Regions from separate parts of the Homo sapiens genome. Here region 2 is linked to region 1. A link is an interaction called in ENCODE POLR2A ChIA-PET data of the cell type or tissue named here. Cell type or tissue: K562. All regions are shown on one strand.

Region 1 (8,000 bases):
AGGCCATAGTTTGCTGATTCCTGGTCTAGTGGGGGAAAAACATTTAGCACATCCAGATTTCTCTGCTCCATCTGCATGTTTGGTGCCTATTTTACAGGGAAGCAGGCTAAGGCTCCATCCTTCAAAATCCAGGTGAAATGCCACCTCCTCTTTGAAGCCTTCCCAGATCCCCTCAGCCAAGGGCAGTAATAACTCCATCTGCTGCCTCCTACATGATACGCACAAATATATTCATCACTTTTAAAAGCTTATCATAGGCTGGGCATGATATTCCACACCTGTAATCACAGCACTTTGGGAGGCCAAGGAGGGAGGATCACTTGAGGCCAGGAATTAAAGATTAGCCTGAGCAACGTAGTGAGACCCTGTCTCAATTAAAAGAAAAAGTGAAAGGCTGAGGACAGTGGCTCGTGCCTGTAATCCCAGCACTTTGGGAGGCCGAGGTGGACGGATCACCTGAGGTCAGGAGTTTGACACCAGCCTGGCCAAGAAGATGAAACCCCATCTCTACTAAAAATACAAAAATTAGCCAAGCATGGCGGCAGGTCCCTGTAATCCCAGCTACTTGGGAGGCTGAGGCAGGGGAATCGCTTGAACCTGGGTGCCGTGAGCCAAGTTCATGCCTCTGCACTCCAGCCTGGGATACAGAGCAAAAATCTGTCTCTCAAAAGAAAAAAAAAAAATGGACCGGGCGCAGTGGCTCACACCTGTAATCCCAGCACTTTGGGAAGCCAAGGCAGGTGGATTACTTGAGATCAGGAGTTCAAGACTAGCCTGGCAAACATGGTGAAACCCCATCTCTACTAACAATACAAAAAGTAGACAGGTGTGGTAGCACACGCTTGTAGTCTCAGCTACTTGGGAGGCTGAGGCACGAGAATTGCTTGAACTCAGGAAGTGGAGGTTGCAGTGAACCGAGATTATGCCACTGCACTCCAGTCTGGGTGACAGAGTGAGACCCTGTCTCAAAATAAATAAATAATATTATATATATTATATATATATTTTATATATAATATATAATATAATATATAATATATATTATATATATTTTATGTATAATATATAATATATAATATATAATATATATTATATATTATATATTATATATATAATATATAATTTATGTATAATATATAATATAATATATAATATATATTATATATTATATATATAAATATATATATTTTTTTTGAGACAGAGTTTCGCTCTGTCGCCCAGGCTATACGTGATCGTGGCTCACTGCAGCCTCCACCTCCTGGATTCAAGTGATTCTCCTGCCTCAGCCTCCTGAGTAGCTGGGACTATAGACATGCACCACCATGCCCAGCTAATTTTGTATTTTTGGTAGAGACTGGGTTTCACCATGTTGGTCAGGCTGGTCTTGAACTGCTGACCTCAGATGATCCACCCGCCTCAGCCTCCTAAAGTGCTGGGATTACAGGCGTGAGCCACCACTCCCAGCTAAAATAAATAAATAAATGTTTAAAAAGAAAGAACAAAGAAAAAAAATTTTTTTTGTTTTTGAGACGGAGTCTCACTCTGTCGCCCAGGCTGGAGTGCAGTGGCTAGCTATCTTGGCTCACTGCAACCTCCGCCTCCTGGGTTCAAGCGATTCTCTTGCCTCAGCCTCCTGGGTAGCTGGGACTATGGGCACATGCCACCATGCCTGGCTAAGTTTTTGTATTTTTAGTAGAGATGGGGTTTCACTGTGTTAGCCAGGATGGTGTCGATCTCCTGACCTTGTGATCCGCCTGCCTCGGCCTCCCAAAGTGCTGGGATTACAGGTGTGAGCCACCGCGCCCAGCCAGAGAAAAATTTTTAAAAATAAAGTTTATCATAAAACATTTAAAACAACCCAAAAGTTGAAAAGAATAATACAAACACCTTACTCATACCATCTAGTTTATGGAATAAAGCATTGCCAAAATAGTTGAAGGTCTCTTTCCACAAATCACAACCTCCCTCCCTTCTCCCCAAAGGTAATAACCACTTCCCTGACTCTGGAAACTTATTATCACCCTGTACTTTTTTGTTTGTTTTGTTTTGTTTTGTTTTTTTGAGACAGGGTCTCGCTCTTTCACCCAAGCTAGAATGTTGTGGTGCCATCTTGGTTCACTGCAGCCTCCATCTCCCGGACTCAATTGATCCTCCCACCTCAGCCTCCCAAGTAGCTGGGACTACCGGCACGCACCACCACGTCCGGCTAATGCTTCTATTTTTTTGTAGAGATGGGGTTTTGTCATGTTGGCCAGGCTAGTCTCAAACTCCTGGGCTCAAGTGATCATCCCTCCTTGTCTTCCCAAAGTGCTGGGATTATGGGTGTGAACTACCACACCCTACCCCACCCTGTACTTCTTTGTACTTTTGCTACATGTGTATGCATCCGTAAGCGGGAGATAGTAGTTTTTCTGTATGTAAGTATATCTGTTATTTAACCCAGTCTCCTAATAATCCAATCCAGGAGTATCTCTGTTTAGAGATTAGTTTTAGAGGGTGTAATAACTTGCCCAAGGTTTCTAGATAAGTAAGCTCAAGGCTGATTCCCAAGTCAATGCTTTTAACCATTGCTCTCTATATTCCTCTGGCCATGACATTGATCCCCCGCAGACTTATTGGTTATCTGATTCCCTTTCCACGCTAGATGTCAAACTGCCCCTGAGAAGAGATTAAATATGACCTTTCACCCTCCCCCTAAAACTCTTAATCTCTTGCATCCAACAGGAGCACGATCTGTCTTTATTCAGAGATACTTTCTTCTATTCCCCCGCAGCAGTCTCATTAGATGGGGAAACTGCCAGAAACTCACTTCGAGAAAGAGAAGGGTGGGGCTTTGCCTGATTTCGTTAATAGTTTGCGGCAACTTTTAATTATCCAAGTGTCAGCTTTACTGGAAAGGACGAAGCATGCAACCCTCAGGCTCCAAGATGTTGGTAGTGTGTGTATGTTGTGTGGGGGATGGGAGAGATTAGAGAAAAGGGGAACCTCAGAAAATCAGCCCCCCAGAACCAAGACATCCTTCCTTCCTCTTTATAGCCACATGGGGGCTGAGCTGAGGTATGGGATCTAGTCTAAGCTTAAGGGTAGACATACACCAGAACCCAATGAGGAGTGAGGGGTATTATAGTCTGCACCCTCCAGCAACCTCGAGGGTGCATATGGGCCAGTGTCCAAAGGGTGTGTGGATGCATTGAGGGTTGGGAGCATGATGACCCCCAGGGAGGGAGTATTATAACTGTGGATATTTATAAAGAAACAAGAAACCAACATTTACCAATACTTAATATATGAATTGACAATGGCACTCCAGTGTGCTTTCAAAATATCAGGATGTATTCAGGCCACACGTACAAAGTGGATTCATGGGTCTTGCCATCCAGTTTAACTAAACTCACACAAAATGGACAAAGGGCCTATTAAACAGATCCCTGCAAAGAAACCATGGACTAAAAATACTAATTATTCAAGAATAAGCAGTAAGAAAATGGCAGAGCTAACATTTCACCTACTCCCAATATTAGCCCTTTGTCAAACACATCAGAGGGGGAAACCTTAAGTCAAACTCACATTTCTACCCATCCACTATTGTGTGTGTGTGTGTGTGTGTGTGTGTGTGTGTTTTAAGTGGGGTTACCTGTTGCCCAGGCTGGAGTGCAATAGCGTGATCATAACTCACTGCAACCTTGGAGCTCCTGGGTTCAAGCGATCCTCCTGCCTCAGCCTCCTGCATAGGTAGGACTACAGGTGTATGCCACCACGCTCAGCTAATTTTCACTTATTTTTTGTAGACTGGGTCTTATCTGGTCACGACTTTAGTGTCACCACACTGTTCTATTATTTTTTCTATGCTGCATAATAAATTATACTATTGTTAAAGACTAGGCCAGGCGCGGTGGCCCACGCCTGTAATCCCAGCACTTTGGGAGGCCAAGGCAGGCAGATCACTTGAAGTCAGGAGTTCCAAACCAGCCTGGCCAACATGGCGAAACCCCGTATCTACTAATACAAAATTAGCTGGCCTGGTGGCACATGCCTGTAATCCCAACTTCTCGGGAGGCTGAGACAGGATAATCACTTAAAACCCGGGAGGCGGAGCTTGCGATGAGCCTAGATTGCACCACTGCACCCCAGCCTGGGCAACAGAGCGACACTCCATCTCAAAAAAAAAAAAAAAAAGGCTGCGGAGCACGATGGCTCACACCTGTAATCCTAGCACTTTGGGTGGCTGAAGCAGGCGGATCATAAGGTCAAGGAGCTCGAGACCAGCCTGGCCAACATGGTAAAACCCTGTCTCTACTAAAATACAAAAATTAGCTGGGCGTGGCAGCGGGCGCCTGTAATCCCAGCTACTCAGGAGGCTGAGGTAGAACTGCTTGAACCCGGGAAGTGAAAGTTGCAGTGAGCCGAGATCGTGCCACTGGCAGTGGCACGCCAGCTGGTCCAGCCTGGTTGACAGAGACTCAGTCTCGAAAAGAAACTAAACCTCACACTAAAGGTGAAGGAAACTTGAATCAGGAACCGAGAGTAATAGAGGCAATAGTTTTTCAATAAACTTCACGTGTACCAAGGGGACATGCTCAAAATGTTTTACTATCAGTGGCAGACAACTGATAAAAGCTTCAAGGGTTAGTTTGGTAATAGGTATGTATTTGTTATCTCTAGATCAGCCCCATCCAATAGAACTTTCTGCAATGATGTTTTATATGAGGTGGCCACTAGCCATAAATGGCTATTGAACACTTGAAAATTGTCACATCTATCCTATTTGCATAGCTTTAAAATTGTAATCTGGAAAAGGTTATTTTATTAGGCCTCCCATGCCAGATATTGCCCAAATTTTGACAATACTGGTCCTACCCCTTGACCATACATTCGTTTCAGGAAGATGACTATCCTAGAAATCCCAATGTTGAAGGAAGCCAGATTTAGGCTGAGAATTCCTTTCTCCTACAATTCTTTGGCACTTACCAAATGCTCAATAAATGCAGGTTAGCAATGCCTCCGCACAGACGATTAGAAGCCACGAGTTAAGACAAAAGGTTTTTATTCAAAAAACGCCAAGTATAAAAAAAAAAATAAGATCTCTTTTATTCCCCTGTACAGTATTTCACTCAGATAAAACCAGCAGGCTACCTGCTGCTCAAAACACAGCCCCAGAGAGGATCTGGAAGGCACACCATCCAGAACTGCTTTTCATAATTATCCTATATACACAGTCAGCAATGCCCCTCCCCATCACCCACAGAGCCGGGACCCACCTGGGTAAGTAGGTGAGGGGCCCCACAGAAGCCAGGGAGCTGCAGCACTGTCCCGCCTGAGTCCCGTCACCCCACAAACAGAGCAAGCGTCGCAGCCCTCCCCCAAAAGGTCCCCAAGTCAGAGGAGGAAAGGAGGAAAGAAAACTAGGGCAGCAGCTATGGAAGCTTGGAATAGGAAGGGAACCAAATAAATAAATAAATAAATACATAACATTGACCTCCAGGTTAGAATGCGCATCTTTCAAAACAAGAAACAAAAACAGGTAAAATAACTTAAAGGCAAAATTTCTTAAAAATTAGATCCACTACAATCTTTTTGTATACTACCATGCCAACTGTACACACATTTACAGCTTTTCTGTTGATTGCATTGTTTGTGCATTTTTTGTGTGTGTGAGGTCTTGGCTTTGAAACAGTTAAGTAAAAACCAAAAAGGAAGACCAGTTCACTCGGAGTTTTACTAAAGGAGGCAGAAAAAAGGGCAGGTGGCTCAGCGTTTGGCCCTGTAGCCTCTTCCATGGCACCTTTCATATGAAGGAGGGGGTGAGGGAGGACAGGAGAGAAAAATAGGGAACAAAACCCAGGCAGATTTTTGGAGAAGCAGCAGGTAAAAGAGGCAAGTTCAAGTATTTCTCCCAGCACAGCCGGAGTCCCCACAGAAGGCACTCAGAAAGAGTCGGAAGAGGTGACAGGGACTTAAAATGGTGCTAGTCCTATCCCATCCCAACCTGTTTCCCCCCTACCTGACCCATCGCGGCATTCAGCAGAACTCATGATGAAGGAAACAGTTCCATGGCAGGGTTCTGACCCACCCCCACCCCCCACCCCCGGGATATTTCAGAGTCCAGCAATGCTGGACACCTATGAGAAGAAGAGAGTATCTATGGGAGGAGTTGAGGCCTAGGACCCCTGGAGAGTCACTCTTCCCCACTGTTGGGAGGCAGCCTCCAGGGGCCTGGGATCTGGAATGAGTTGTAAATGTTGTTCCTGTATCAAGCACTGTCCTGCTTGGCGAGACGTGTCACTGGTACTCGGGAAGCTGGAGACAGAAGCTTCCCCTCCCTCGGGCATCTGACAAGAGAGGGGAGGACCTGCCAGAAAGGCTGCTATTTGCTGGGCCCCGGCGACAGGCTGTGGAGGTGGATCTCAGCAGTTTCCTGGGGCAGGAGAACATCTTGCATCCATGGATGGTTCTGGATTTCTTCGAAGGTTGGCCTATCTGATGGTCTCAGGGCCAAGCACCATCTAATGAGATGCTGACATTCTGCAGAAAGGAGGATAGACGAGGTTATGAATGACTCAACTTGTTTTTACACTGCAAAGGTCTTCCCCATTTGCTTCTCAGAGGCCCACAAGTCTGGGGTCCCAGGGAGGCCAAGCATTTTCTAGAACACTGTGCTGGGTACCCTTCAATAGGAAGGTATTGACTAATATCTGGGTCCTCCAGTCTGCTTTCAGCTAAAAACTGACTCCCCTCTTAAACCTGTGGTTTTCAAACTTCAATAGTGGGGGCCTTTCCCACAACACCCACTCACCAGAAATAGGAAGGATGATGACAAGAGATTTTGATGAGACACCACTGAGCATGATGAAATGATTCAATTCACCTACCAACTTACAAACACGAACACCACCCACAGTGAGGTCACTGGTACCAAAATATTTGGAGCTGCTGCCTTAAAGAAGATGCTAAAAGAGCTTTTAACTTTTTACTCCCTGGCAAAACAGCCAGGAATTATCAGGTTTCTGTTGGTACCTTTAAAAAAGTTTTTGGAGAAGCCAGATTGTCTTTTCTTCTTAATATGCTCACACATGCCTTCCTCTGACCTCCCAAGGAAAGCTCAAGTGCAAACCATGTGATTTATGAGGCCAGCTCAAGTGTAAATCACTCACCTACAATTCTAAGCCAAGGGTGACAGAATCTACTGGAGAGTGAAGCTCTCCAGAATTTCAAAGACTGTCCCATGAAGACTAATAGCCCCATTAAGACCAATAACCCCATGGCCAGGGGTTTCCATCAGTTACCTGAAGAGACCCTCTGCCTGAAGAAAACCTGGCCCCTGATGATCTCTTCGTCATGCTCGAAAGGAATATCTCCACACACCATATCATACAGCAGGATCCCCAGGGACCAGACTGCCGCCGACCTGCCATGGTAGCGATGGTAGCGGATCCACTCTGGAGGGCTATACACTCGGGTCCCTGTGAGCCAAGGGAATAGAAGAGAAAACACACTTTTAGCAAAAACAAGCACAAAGAAGCTGGGTGGTATATATAACTCTTTCTTTTAAAAAAAAAAAAAATCCCTTCTCTCAGGAGCTAGGTGAACTCCATTTTTCCCTCTGGGCTAAGGAGAGTGGAGGCGCACCTTACGGCATCTCTCCAACCCAAAGCATTACCCACCTCTCTGCTAGCCCAAACCATAAACTGAAATTCTTTATGAACTGCTCCAAGAAACAAACACAGCTGGCCGCAGACCCAAAACTTGAGGCCCTGTGAGGCAGGACCGCCTGCGAAGGATGAAGGGATGCATGTCTGCACAACCAAGAAAGGTATCTCATAGACTATCCTTAAATTGCATTCACCACTGCCCAGGAGCCCGGGTGAGATTCTCATGGCCGACAGGATCCAAGCAAGGATGCTTGCACAACATCCTAAGTCAGGGTGCCCTTTGGGAGGCCTTCCTCCCCACCCGATGCAAGCAGGAGCAGACACCCACACCCTTTCCTCCCTAGACTGGAA
Region 2 (8,000 bases), 140 kb after region 1:
TTCAATTTTTTGTAGCAATAGGAGTCTCACTGTTTTTCTCAGGCTGGTTTCAAACTCCTGGGCTCAAGCAATCCCCTACCTTGGCCTCTCAAAGTGCTGGGATTACAGGCATGAGCCACCATACTGGGCTCAAGAAAATCTATGTCTAGAGTTACTCACTCATACAGCTGGAAAGCTGGTGCTGGCTGTAGGTGGGGGCCTCAGTTCCTCTCTACATGGATCTCTCCACAGAGCTGCTCGAGTGTCCTCTGGAAGCTGTCCAGGAAGCTGAGGCAGAAGCTGTGATGCCTTTTATAACCGAGCCTTGGAAGCCACACACCTTTGCTTCCACTACATTCTATTGGTTATGGCAACTACAAAGGTTTGCCCAGGTTCAAGCAGAGGGAATTGACCCTACCTCTCAAAGGAGGATGCTAACATCGCATTATAAGAAGAGCATGGGAAATGGGATATATCAGTGCTTCCATCTTTAGAAAATACAGTCTGCCATAGGTTATTTCCAATATTTTGCTATTACCATATGTTAGTAAGTAGATTTTAAAGACTTTCTATATGTATTGCCAAATCTCCTTTAGAAAGTTGTACTAATTTAGATTCCAACCCCTGGTGATTGAGAAAGTCAATTTCTCTGTATCTTTACTAGCACTAAGTTTATCTTTTAATTAAAAATCTCTGCCAATTTGATATGCAAGAAATGGTATGTCATTGTTTTAAGAAAATTCCTTCTAAGAAAGCATAAGAGCTAAATTTGAGTAGCGGTATCTATATTAGTTTGCTAGTTTAGTTGCTATATTAGTTTCTGCCATAAGAAAATACCACAAACTGGGTCGCTTAAACAACAGAAATTTATTGTCTCATAGTTCTGGAGGCTGCAAGTCTAAGATCAAAGTATCACAGGTTTTTTTCTCCTGAGGCCTCTTTCCTTGACTTGCAGACGGCCGCCTTCTCACTGCTGCCTTTCCTCTGCACACGCATCCCTGATGTCTCTTCTTTTTCTTTTTTTTTCTTTTTTTAAGACAGAGTTTCACTCTTGTTGCCCAGGCTGGAGTGCAGTGGCACGATCTCAGCTCACTGCAACCTCCACTTCCTGGGTTCAAGTGATTCTCCTGCCTCAGCCTCCTGAGTAGCTGGGATTACAGGCGCCCACAACCACGCCCAGCTAATTTTTGTATTTTTAGTAAAGACAGGGTTTCACCATGTTGGCCAGTCTGGTCACAAACTCCTGACCTCAGGCAATCCTCCCGCCTTAGCCTCCCAAATTGCTGGGATTACAGGCGTGAGCCACCATACGCGGCCTGTCTCTTCTTTTACTTATGATACCAGTCATGTTGGATTAAGGCCCTTATGACCTCCTTTAATCTTAATTACCTCTTTAAAGGTCCTATCTCCAAATATAATCACACTGGGGACTAGGGCTTCATCATATAAGTTTTGGGGGGACACAGTTCAGTCTATAACAGCACCTTTACTGATTTGCTGAGTAATCTTGGGACAGCCACATATCTCTCTGAGCCTCAGTTTTCTTATCTGTTTAATGGAGAGATACCACATTTCCTTTTCCTCTTTCTCAATGGGTTGTCATGACAAATTAGATAGAACCTGTGGAGCTGAGCGTGGTGGCTCATGCCTGTAATCCTAGCACTTTTCAAGGCCGAGGCAGGCGGATTGCTTGAGCCCAGGAATTTGAGAACAGCCTGGGCAACATGGTGCAATCCCATCTCTACAAAAAATTTAAAAAATTAGCCAGTCATGGCCGGGCGTGGTGGCTCACGCCTGTAATCCCAGCACTTTGGGAGGCCGAGGCAAGTGGATCACTAGATAAGGAGATCGAGACCATCCTGGCTAACACAGTGAAACCCCGTCTCTACTAAAAAAATACAAACAAAAAAAAAATTAGCCAGGCGCAGTGGCGGGCGCCTGTAGTCCCAGCTACTCGGGAGGTTGAGGCAGGAGAAAGACGTGAACCCGGGAGGCGGAGCTTTCAGTGAGCCGAGATTGTGCCACTGCACTCCAGCCTGGGCGAAAGAGAGAGACTCCATCTCAAAACAAACAAACAAACAAAAATTACCCACGCATGGTGGCATGTTTCTGTGGTCCCAGCTACTCAGGAGACTGAGGTGGAAGGATTACTTGATCCCAGAGGGTTAAGGCTTCAGTGAGCCACGATCATGCCAGTATACTCCAGCCTGGGCTGCAGAGCAAGACCCTGCCTCAGAAAAATAAAAGGAACATGTGAAAGGGTTCTGGAGAATATAATTATTAACACATAAAATGCTTACAATTTGGGTCTCAATTCTGAGTTTGCACAACATGAGATACCCTTTGTTGACCTGAGTGGTACGCTGATAGTGTAGATGGATGTATCAGTTATGTAATGCTGTGTAACAAACCATCCCTAAACTTAGTGACTTAGAACAGCTGTTTATTATTCTTGCAATTCTGTGGGTTGGCTAGATGGTTCCTCTGCTGTTTTCATTCACACAGCAACAGTCTGCTAATGGCTTCGCTGGGTTAGGTGGTCTAGACTGGCTGGGGTGCCTGGGCCTCTCTCTTCCTGTGGTCTTTCAGGCCAGGTTCCTCACGTAATTATGAAAGCACTCCAAAAGCACGAAAGCAGAAGCCCAGCCTCAGAAGCTGCCCAGCATCACTTTTTTTTTTTTTGAGATGGAGTCTCACTCTGTCACCAAGGCTGGAGTGCAATGGCGTGATCATAGCTTACTGCAACCTTGGCCCCCTGGGCTCAAGTGATCCTCCCACCTCAGCCTCCAGAGTAGCTGGGACTACAGGTACATACCACCATGCCTGGCTAAATTTTAAAAAAATTTTTTTGTAGAGACTGGATTTTACCATTGCCCAGGCTGATCTCAAACTCTTGGCCTCAAGCGATCCACCCACCTCTGCCTCCCAAAGTGCTGGGATTTCAGGCATTAGCCACCACGCCCGGCCTGCTCAGCATCACTTCTGCCACATCCTATTGGTCACAGCAAGTCACAAGACCAACTCAGATTCAAGGGATGGTGAAATAGATTCCACCTTGTGGTAGTGGAAGCAACAAAGTTACATTGCAAAAGAGCATGGACACAGGGAACTTGATTCTGTTTGGGGCTATTATTGTTACAATTCTCCATGCGGACCCTTTGCAAAGCCCATATGTATCTGTTCCCATACTGAGTCAGCGTGCCCCACACACTCTCCCAGAGACTAGTGGACTTTGCCCTGCCCTTATTCTTTTTTTTTTTTTTTTTTTTTTTTTTTTTGAGATGGAGTCTCGCTCTGTCACCCAGGCTGTGGTGCAGTGGTGCAGTCTCGGCTCCCTGCAACCTCCGCCTCCTGGGTTCAAGCAATTCTACTGCCTCAGCCTCCTGAGTAGCTAGGACTACAGGCACGTGCCACCACGCCCGGCTAATTTTTGTATTTTTAGTAGAGACGAGGTTTCACCATATTGGCCAGGCTGGTCTCGAACTCCTGTCCTCATGATCTGCCCGCCTTGGCCTCCCAAAGTGCTAGGATTACAGGTGTGAGCCACTGCGCTCGGCCAGACTTTGCCCTTATTCTTGGCGATGATCCAGTGTCTCCCAACTTGCACCTAAGCCCATTCTCAGCCAGTCCAGCTCCAGAGCCCTGCCCACTGGCTGTGGCTCTGGTTTGGGGCTCTGTTTATACCCTCTGGCCTTGCTGATGTACCTGGGGATTTGAATTTGCATCATCCTGCTAGCCTTCCCACTCCTAACTAGCCCCTACTCTGTTTCCTGGAACTCAGCCCAGCCCAACTCTCTCAGCTGCCTTCTGGCAGGGCCAGACCTGCTCTTTCCGAGAAGTTCACACAACACCAGTCGGTTCTCTTGACCAATTTCCCAGGAAAACTGCTTAATACATCTAAAAGGGCAAAATAGTTCTTTCCACTTTGATTCACCTCAACCTAATAAGCTCCAATAATTCAGGCCTTTGAGAAATTCCACAATTTATGCTTCAAATTTCAGTCACATTTTTGTGTGTGTCTTACACATGTTCTTTAGAGCTCATGAGTTACTGCTAATATAAATCCGTGTGGTTATTATTGATAACAGCTATAAAGGAAGAGGTAATACCAAGACGGCAGAATCTCACAGCACGGTTTATTGGGAGGGCTGCCGAGAAGTTAACATGAATCACGTCTTCCTAATTGAATTGCATTTTCTGATGTAGCAGCAGGGCTTACTGCCTAAGGACCTTCAGAGGGCTGTAAAGCCAAGCATCATTGAAGTGTTTGGTAATGAAGGTTTGAATTTTAATAAACCAACTCTTTTGTAAGGGGCACTTTTTGGTAAATATATTAATTTGCTAATTATTGAAATGATTCTAGCATTGTAAGTTGTTAAGCAAAAAGTACACAATTGACTAGTTATGTATCTTTTGTGTAAAAAGGTGAGAAAATTAATATAGTATAATATGATATGATATAATATATAAAGTGTGTGTATCTCCTTTCTTTGGAAGCGTCTGCAAGAAACCAGTAATATTTTCTCATGGGAGAAAAAATGCGTGTCTGAGGCTGGACGCAGTGGCTCACACCTGTAATCTCAACACTTTGGGAGGCTGAGCTGAGCAGATGGGTTGAGCCCAGGAGTTCGAGACTAGCCTGGACAACATGGTGAGACTCTGTATCTACAAAAAATACAAACAATTAGCCAGGTACAGCTGAGTGCGCCTGTAGTCCCAGCTATTCAGGAGGTTGAGGTGGGAGGATCACTTGAGCCGGGGAGGTTAAGGCTGTAGTGAGCCGTGATTGTGTCACTGCACTCCAGCTTGGGTGACAGAGCAAGACCCTGTCTCTCCTCCACCCCTCCAAAAAATGGGTCTCTGGCAGCAGGATGGGAGGGAGATTTTCTAGTTTACCTTTTGTACTTTTTGAATTGTACCATGTGAATGTATTGCCTATCCAAAATTAAATCACTACTGCGGGGTGGGTACTGACTGGGAGGGGGCACAAGGGAGCCCTCCGGGGCCCTGGACGTCTTCTGAGCCTTCATTCTGGATCTTGATGGTTACGTGGGTGAACACACATGAAAAGTCATCAATCCATACACTTAAGTTCTATGCACTTTATTTTAAATTATGCTTCAAAAAAAGTGATGTATTCTAATGACATGATAAAATACAGTCAGCCCTCCATATCTGTGGGTTCCATATCCACAGATTTAACCAACCATGAATCAAAAATATTTTTTAAAATGGGTGTTTGCATCTGTACTGAATACATATAGACTTTAAAAAGAATCATTATTCTTCCAGCCTGAGGAACATGGCAAAACCCCATCTCTACCAAAAATACAAAAAAATTAGCTGAATGTGGTGGCATGTGCCTGTAGTCCCAGCTACTCAGGAGACCGAGGTGGGAGGATTACTTGAGCCTGGGAGATGGAGACTGCAGTGAGCCGAGATTAGGCCACTGCACTTCAACCTGGGTGATGGTGTGAGACCCTGTCTCAAAAAAAAAAATCATTGTTCTCTAAACAATATAGCCTAACAACTATTTACGTATACATATACTTTTTTTTTTTTTTGAGACAGTCTCACTATTGTCACCCAGGCTGGAGTGCAATGGCATGATCTTGGCTCACTGCAACTTCTGCCTCCTGGGTTCAAGTGATTCTCCTACCTCAGCCTCTTGAGTAGCTGTGATTACAGGTAGGTGCCTGCCACCACACCCGGCTATTTTTTTTTTTTTTTTTTTTTGAGATGGAGTCTTGCTCTGTCACCCAGCCTGGAGTGCAATGGCGTGATCTTGGCTCACTGCAACCTCCCCCTCTTGGGTTCAAGCCATTCTCCTGCCTCAGCTTCCCCAGTAGCTGGGATTACAGGAGCGCACCACCACACCGAGCTAATTTTTGTATTTTTAGTAGAGACGGGGTTTCGCCATGTTGGCCAGGCTGGTCTCAAACTCCTGACCTCAGGTGGTCCGCCCACCTCGGCCTCCCAAAATGCTAGGATTACAGGTGTAAGCCACCATGCCCAGCCTATTTACATATTTTTTACAGTATATTAGACATTATAAATAATCTAGAGATGATTTAAAGCAGCAATCTCCAAACTTTTTGACACCAGGGACTGGTTTTGTGGAAGACAATTTTTCCATTGACCGGGGCATAAAACTGTTCCACCTCAGATCATCAGGCGTTATAGTCTCATAAAGAGCGCGCAGCCTAGACCCCTCGAATGCTCAGTTTGCAATACGGTTTGCGCGCCTCTGAGAATCTAATGCCGCTGCTGATCTGACAGGAGGGGGAGCTCATACGGTCATGCTAGCTTGCCAGATGCCTGCCTCCTGCTGTGTGGCTCTGTTCCTGACAGGTATAGGCTGGTACTGGTCCACGGTCTGGGGTTTGGGGACCCCCCCCCGATTTAAAGTATGTGGAAGGATGGGCATAGGTTACATGCAAATATGGTACCATTTTATATCAGGGACTTGAGCATCTGAAGATTTTGGTATCTGCGGTGGAGGGGGGACGGTTCCCAGAACCAATCTCCCATGGATAGCAAGGGATTATTGTATATTAAAAATAATTTTATGTATTTATGTGTTTATTTATTTTACTTTAAGTTCCGGGATACATATGCAGAGTGTGCAGGTTTGTTACATAGGTATGCATGTGCCATGGTGGTTTGCTGCACTTATCAACCCGTCATCTAGGTTTTAAGCCCTGTATGCATTAGCTATTTGTCCTAATGCTCTCCCTCCCCTTACCCCCACCCCCCAAAATAATTTTAAAAATAAAGTCAGACCAGGATATATTGCCTTGCTCCACAAAAATAAATATGTTTCTAAAAAGTTTACTCAAGCCTGTTTCTAGAAAGTGAAGCATAACTTCCAACTGGCTTTCATTAAAACGTCTAAGATGTATTCATGTACTGACTCCATTCAAGGAGTGGCAGTACTGGTGTTGGTCTGAGCACTAGGAGCCTGCTGGGGTGAACCCACCCACTCTCTGAGTCTGGGCTTGATGATGGAAAGAGAAAAGGAGAGGTGAATTGAGTCTCCTTGAAAGACATGAGAAATTAGAGCCGGGCACGGTGGCTCACGCTTGTAATCCCAGCACTTTGGGAGGCCAAGGCGGGAGGATCACCTGAGGTCAGGAGTTCGAGACCAGCCTGGCCAACATGGTGAGACCCCCGTCTCTACAAAAATAAAAAAATTAGCTGGGCGTGGTGGCATGCGCCTGTAATTCCAGCTACTTGGGAGTCTGAGGTGGAAGAATCACTTGAACCTGGGAGGCAGAGGTTGCAGTGAGCCGAGACTGTGCCATTGCACTCCAGCCTGGGCGACAGAGCGAGACTCGATCTCAAAAAAAAAAAAAAAAAAAAATCAGAGAAATTAGAGCCCAGCAGAGAACACAGGAAGAGAAGTCAACACTGCCTGATCGCCTCTGCATCTGGGAGCTTGCTGGGCACTGTGCATGCTGGTACAACAGAAGCAGACAAAGAATTCTTCTGAGAGGCAAGAGAGGAAATCAAAATTGGAAAACAGAACCATATACTAATAATCCACTCATTTGCTGAGCACTTTACCATTTTCTTTTCTTTCTTTCTTTCTTTTTTTCTTTTCTTTTCTTTTTCTTTTTTTTTTTTTTTTTAATTTTTGAGATGGAGTCTTGCTCTGTCGCCCAGGCTGGAGTGCAGTGGCATGAACTTGGCTCACTGCAAACTCTGCCTCCCCAGTTCAAGTGATTCTCCTGCCTCAGACTTCTAAATAGCTGGGATTACAGGCATGCACCAGCCTGGCTAATTTTTGTATATTTAGTAGAGAAGGGGTTTCGCCATGTTAGCCGGGCTGGTCTCAAATTTCTGGCCTCAAGTGATCTGCCTGCCTCAGCCTCCCAAAGTGCTGAGATTACAGGCATGAGCCACCGCGTCCAGCCCACTTTCCCATTTTCAATATCCTTTTACGCCTGTTACATAATTTGACTTTGAAATGACCCTATGAATGGATGGGGTGCATGTTCATCGTCCCACCTTGTGAATGA

The links. ChIA-PET counts read pairs that join two places held together with the same protein. Peaks named below come from ENCODE experiments on the same cell type or tissue, not always from the same donor. Only the 100,000 strongest peaks of a DNase experiment are listed, where the experiment ranks them.
Region 2: POLR2A ChIA-PET joins it to region 1 with 17 read pairs; 25 of 35 experiments call an interaction of 5 or more read pairs at or near these places.

Annotation. Positions count from the first base shown.
Region 1 is chr6:37,172,456-37,180,455 of GRCh38, reverse strand. It overlaps PIM1 (Pim-1 proto-oncogene, serine/threonine kinase), which reads right to left. Exons shown (of 6, transcript NM_002648.4): 5 at 7,284-7,460; 6 at 5,028-6,522. The coding sequence ends at 6,365. Among named protein-coding and RNA genes, the nearest start is that of PIM1, 6.3 kb to the right of the region's middle. RefSeq lists an enhancer at 7,946-8,000. In K562, a CTCF peak has its summit at 3,031; DNase peaks (open chromatin) are centred at 3,065, 5,264, 6,115 and 6,375; H3K4me3 peaks cover 4,061 bases.
Region 2 is chr6:37,034,611-37,042,610 of GRCh38, reverse strand. No RefSeq gene overlaps it. Among named protein-coding and RNA genes, the nearest start is that of FGD2, 33 kb to the right of the region's middle. In K562, no CTCF peak of the experiment used is centred here; DNase peaks (open chromatin) are centred at 220, 3,042 and 3,750.